2 separate regions of the Mus musculus genome follow, and region 2 is linked to region 1. A link is a contact called in ENCODE POLR2A ChIA-PET data. All regions are on one chromosome and are shown on one strand. The core of a region is the stretch at or near the end of the contact, and the rest is flanking DNA. Distances in the headings are between cores, read along the strand shown. Region 1 holds the start of Snx18 (sorting nexin 18). Region 2 holds the start of Arl15 (ADP-ribosylation factor-like 15).

Evidence for each region. ChIA-PET counts read pairs that join two places held with the same protein, here RNA polymerase II (POLR2A).
Region 2: POLR2A ChIA-PET joins it to region 1 with 14 read pairs in embryonic stem cell. The contact joins the promoter of Arl15 here to the promoter of Snx18 in region 1. POLR2A ChIA-PET finds 5 or more read pairs at or near these places in 3 of 5 experiments (Patski and embryonic stem cell).

Annotation. Positions count from the first base shown.
Region 1 is chr13:113,617,267-113,620,003 of GRCm38, reverse strand. It overlaps Snx18 (sorting nexin 18), which reads left to right and starts at 1,440. Exons shown (of 2, transcript NM_130796.4): 1 at 1,440-2,737. The coding sequence starts at 1,609.
Region 2 is chr13:113,792,969-113,795,814 of GRCm38, reverse strand. It overlaps Arl15 (ADP-ribosylation factor-like 15), which reads right to left and starts at 1,307. Exons shown (of 5, transcript NM_172595.4): 1 at 1,119-1,307. The coding sequence starts at 1,166.

The DNA of each region.
Region 1 (2,737 bases), core at 191-2,690:
CTTGCTGCACTTCAGAAAGAGCTCAGGAGATTGAGTTAAGGCTGTGCAATAGGAGGCCCAGTGCGGGTGCCGAGTGTGGTGTACTTTCGTTAGTGGCTTTGAACAGGATGCTAAGTTAGCTGCCGTGCTTAGGAGAATGGAATCTTCTGGTCTGATTGCTGGATTGCCATAGAAGGGGTCAGAGGGCAGGCGGAAATTCATGACACGTGACTGTAGAACTCCAGTTAGAGGTATCCTCAAAGGATTAGGCTAGACTCAGTAAGCGGAGCGTGAGAAAATAAGCCTTGGGCAAATTACATATTGAAGGAAAAGATTTGAAACAAGGCAACCACGGGATATTGACATACGTCTATTAAACTCTCAGGAAGTGATTTTTGATCTACTTAACATAAATTTATTGAAAAGGAGAGGTTTTGTCAATGACCTAGGAGGAAGTGTAAAGTTGTAAGCCTGTTGCGTACCACACCTATGACAGCTCTAGTTATAACTAGTTCTAGGACCCTTCTTTCTCTCTTAGAAAAGAGGCCAGAGATCGCGTTTCCCCTCATAACAGCCGCAGCCAACAAGTGGACAGTGCTTACCGAGTATATTAGCATTTCACTTCAGTCACCTGTAAGATAAGAAAGCCATTATCACACAATCCACAAACTCTCAGAGATAAGGACAGCGCAAGTGACAGGCTCAAGGTCATACAGCCAGTCAGAGCCAGAACCGAGCCTGGCTCCTGCGCCCTGGGCCCTGAAGCCTGAGCTTTCATTCGCTGCACGTGTGCTAGCACCCAACTCTGCACGTTCACTGGAGACTTCTCAGCTCTCTTTCCCTGCACCACCCTTGCCTCTGGTCAAACAAGGATCTTCCCGAATTCCAGCTTTGTTCCAGGCTCCACTCCTTGTGTACAAGATCAGAGAGTACAGGAAGGAAGGGAACCGCACCTTTAGTGACAAGATGAGGATCTTGTGAGTTACTACACATTAACCCTGGCAAAGACGTACTTATCAGTGCAACAGCTAATCTTCTTTGTGAACGCCTTTATTACAAGCTTGGGTTAAGGTCATTTTAAGAGCATTTACTCTGAGAAGTAACAGCTGGCTATCGTAGATATAAATAATCTATTTAAAAACAACAACAACAAAAACCCCAAAAACAACAAAAAACAAAAAAAGAACAACAACAAAAAAAACCCTACCCCACATTTTCTAACGTACAAATCTAAACAATTTCAGATAATTCACTTCTGAAAGCCTCCCACCCACCACGTGGTCACTCAAGCGCGCGCCTTTTCCGTAGCCGCCACAAGGTGGCAGCGGCGGCCGCAGAGTCGGCGCAGGCACGGCTGCTCGGCCGTCGCTTGCTCTCGTCTGGCACGCGGCTCTCGGCAATGGATTAGCTCTGCTGGGGACGTGGGCGCTCCGGGCCCCGCCCCCGGCCGGCGGCGGCCCCGAGTTGCAGTCGCTGCTGCGAGCCGAGCCGAGCTGCACGGAGGGCGAGAGCGGAGCGGGGAGCGGACCGGTGCGCTGCCCTCCAGGCTTCCCTTCGGCGTTCGGGGGGGGGATCCTGACTGCAGGGGCCCTCGGACCGGCCCGAGCTCGGGGCGCCGGGCTCGGGACCATGGCGCTGCGCGCCCGGGCGCTCTACGACTTTAAGTCCGAGAACCCCGGTGAGATCTCCCTGCGGGAGCACGAGGTGCTGAGCCTGTGCAGCGAGCAGGACATCGAGGGCTGGCTCGAAGGGATCAACAGCCGCGGCGACCGCGGCCTCTTCCCGGCCTCCTACGTGCAGGTGATCCGTGCGCCGGAGCCTGGCCCTCCGGCCGACGGCGGCCCGGGAGCTCCGGCCCGCTACGCCAACGTGCCGCCCGGCGGCTTCGAGCCTCTGCCCGCCGCGCCACCCGCCGCCTTCCCGCCGCTGCTGCAGCCGCAGGCGTCACCCGGTTCCTTCCAGCCGCCGGGCGCCGGCTTTCCCTACGGCGGGGGCGCCCTGCAGCCGTCGCCCCAGCAGCTCTACGGTGGATACCAGGCCAGCCTGGGCAGCGACGATGACTGGGACGACGAGTGGGACGACAGCTCCACGGTGGCCGATGAGCCAGGCGCGCTGGGCAGCGGCGCGTACCCGGACCTCGACGGCTCGTCGTCGGCGGGCGGCGGTGCGGCCGGCCGCTACCGCCTGTCCACCCGCTCGGACCTGTCTCTGGGCTCCCGCGGCGTCTCGGCGCCCCCGGCGCACCAAGCGTCTGGAGCCAAGAGCTCGGCCACGGTGAGCCGCAACCTCAATCGCTTCTCCACCTTCGTCAAGTCGGGCGGGGAGGCCTTCGTGCTGGGAGAGGCGTCAGGCTTCGTGAAGGATGGGGACAAGCTGTGCGTGGTGCTGGGTCCCTACGGCCCCGAGTGGCAGGAGAACCCCTACCCCTTCCAGTGCACCATCGACGACCCCACCAAGCAGACCAAGTTCAAGGGCATGAAGAGCTACATCTCTTACAAGCTGGTGCCCACGCATACCCAGGTGCCCGTGCACAGGCGCTATAAGCACTTCGATTGGCTGTATGCGCGCCTGGCGGAGAAATTCCCAGTCATCTCGGTGCCCCATCTGCCTGAGAAGCAGGCCACCGGGCGCTTCGAAGAGGACTTCATCTCCAAACGCAGGAAGGGTCTGATCTGGTGGATGAACCACATGGCCAGCCACCCGGTGCTGGCGCAGTGCGACGTCTTCCAGCATTTCCTGACCTGCCCCAGCAGCACTG
Region 2 (2,846 bases), core at 58-2,557, 180 kb before region 1:
AGTCACTGCCATGAATACATAGACAGCAAAACCAAAATTCAACTGAGACTCTGACTTCGGCTCTGTTCTCAAGGTCGCGCACTAACTGGTCTCCATCCTTGCCAGTTTCTACACACCTGAATAAACCCTCATACACTGGTAACGTTACAACGCAGCCCTCTCTTTCTTGGTCTGGAAAGTATTCGGTCTTTCTCCGTACAGCCTTAAGTGTAATTCCTAGAAGGCACTGACAAATCTCTGCTAGGCCAATCTGCAGTGGAAAAACCATGTGTCCTACAGGATGACAGAAGGGCCAACACTTCTAACCCTCTACTTCAGCACTGCATGGCAACAGCCGTTCGTTCTGACACCATCCACGCAGAAAATGGGCAGGATCGAACACGGTTCATGTCAAAAAGGATCTGCTTGACCACAAACAGGCAGCTCTGTGGAAATACAATTTCTGGAACGAAAACACGAGGCTTGCACAATTCTAGAAACACGTCTAAGTGTTCCGTTCCAGCGCTGTGCTAAAAAAACTTTTCCTACCTAAACTTCCCAGCACGGGGCTGATCTCAAACCGATTGCCAAACCATGCACACCATGCACAAAAGCGGCGTGCACCACAACCACAGCCGCGGGGCAATGCCTGTCCCTGCCCAATCCTGCTCAGGCCGGGTTGCAATGTGGTTTAGTCCAGTCTACTTTCTGGTAATGTGTTTTTAAAATCCCGCCACGACCCAGGTCATTCCTTTAGAGATCTAATAACGACCAAATGACCGGACCTGCCAGGCACTTAGCGAGCCATTCTGCTTATGGCTCTTTAATAGCTCTTGGAGTTCTGCTAAGAGGAGAGCGGAAAACTCCAGCTTCCCCGGAAAGAAAGTCCTGCGCCGGGAGCGCGGAGAGGCGCGCGGAGCGTGGCCCCATCTCCCGCAGTCCCGCCGGTCCCCTCCGCGCCTTTACCTGTCAGCCCGTCCTCTCCCCCCGCCGCCGCCCCTCAGAGCCAGCCCCGGGAGAAAGCAACCCAAGGCATCCCATCCCAAAGAAAGAAAGCCGAGAGGCTGCTGCTCCAGGCAGGGGGCCATGGGCCACCGCGAGATCCGAGAGGCGACATGCCGCCGGCGCCCCGCACCTACCAGATAATCCATGTACAGAAACGCCTCAGTTATCCGGAGATCAGACATCCGGCAGCCTAAAGCATCCGGAATGGCTCCGAACCCGGAAAAAAAAAAAAAGCAGCAGCGTCTCGGGCTGCCAGCGAGCAGCTCCTGAAAAAGCCAGCAACAGCGAAGATCGCCGAGAGCAGCCGAGGAGCCGAAGATTACACCAGGGAAGCGACGATTGGCTGGGAGGGCGGGCCGAGGAAAAGGAGCGCGCTCATTGGCCGGAGTGTCTATAAAAGGCAGTCCCCCCGGTGGAGGGCAGCAGAGAAGCGCGGGACCCGGGACGGTGCTGGTTCCTGTTTGCTGGGGGAGGGGCGGGCGGAAACGCGCTGCGGCCCCGGGAGGCCGACTCTCAGCCTCTAGTCCGCTCGAGACCCGGCAAGCAGCCTGCCTGAGATTGAAGAGCAGCGGCGGCGGCGTCCCCGCCCACCCCTCCTTAAGAAAGCAGCCCAGGGCGGTGGGAGGCAGTTGCCCCGAGCGCCTTCCTGTGGCCTTGAAACGCCCTGGACCTGCGGATTAGAAGGGCAGACACCTTAAAGAAGGCAAACTGTGCAGTACTGGGGACTGCATTGACCCTCCAGGGTGTGGGTGTCTGCTACGGCGGACAACTTGAACTTGACCTTCCTGCGGCTCAGCACCAGTGCAGTCCAGACTAGGAACCTAGAGACTCACAAGTAAATTGATCACCCCAAACATTGAAGGAGACAGGCATCTGATCTTTGCATGCTTAATCCAATGTACCTGAATAGAATGAGCGGTGGGATTGTGAAAGTCCTCTAAAGGACCCAAGTAATACTGTTTGTGAACCTTATCTTAGGAAAAACAGAGCCGGTGCACTTGAGACTTGTGCGTTTCCTAAATTAAAAAAAAAAAAAAGAAAAAAAGAAAAAAAAAAGCAAGCCGGGCGGTGGTGGCGCACGCCTTTAATCCCAGCACTTGGGAGGCAGAGGCAGGTGGATTTCTGAGTTCGAGGCCAGCCTGGTCTACAGAACGAATTCCAGGACAGCCAGGGCTACACAGAGAAATCCAGAGAAACCCTGTCTCAAAAAAACAAACAAACAAACTTGGGGCCCGGGCAGTGGTGGTGCACGCCTTTGATCCCAGCACTTGGGAGGCAGAGAGGCAGGCGGATTTCTGAGTTCGAGGCCAGCCTGGTCTACAGAGTGAGTTCCAGGACAGCCAGAGAAATACAGAGAAACCCTGTCTCGAAAAACCAAAAAATAAAAAATAGAAAAATTTTAAAATTTTTTTAAAAAAGAATTACTTGGAATTGAGTGAAAATGGGAGTCAAGCGAGATAAAGACAACGGTCAGTTCTGGATTTTTTTTCTTTCACCTCCAAGATTCAGGCTAGAAAGGACAGTCAAGGCAAAGGTGAGACAAGATAAGCATGCCATTTGGAGTTGGGTATGGAGAGGAGTAAAATATAGAATGGCAAGAAAATAAAAATCAAAATTGAATCTACTGGCTTAGTGCAACTGAGACTTACTAACCCTGGAGTAAAACAAAACAAAACAGAACAACTCCTTTTAAGAAGTTATTACTTAAACACATATATCTTGAAAATTATATCAATAAAGGCCAGCTCTGTCTGTACACGTGTATTCAAAAATGAATATTAAAAGGGTGCCATATCTTTTGTACCAGTAATTCCATTTCTAGAAATTCTTAGGATAAGAGCTGTGGACAGTGTTCTAAGTGA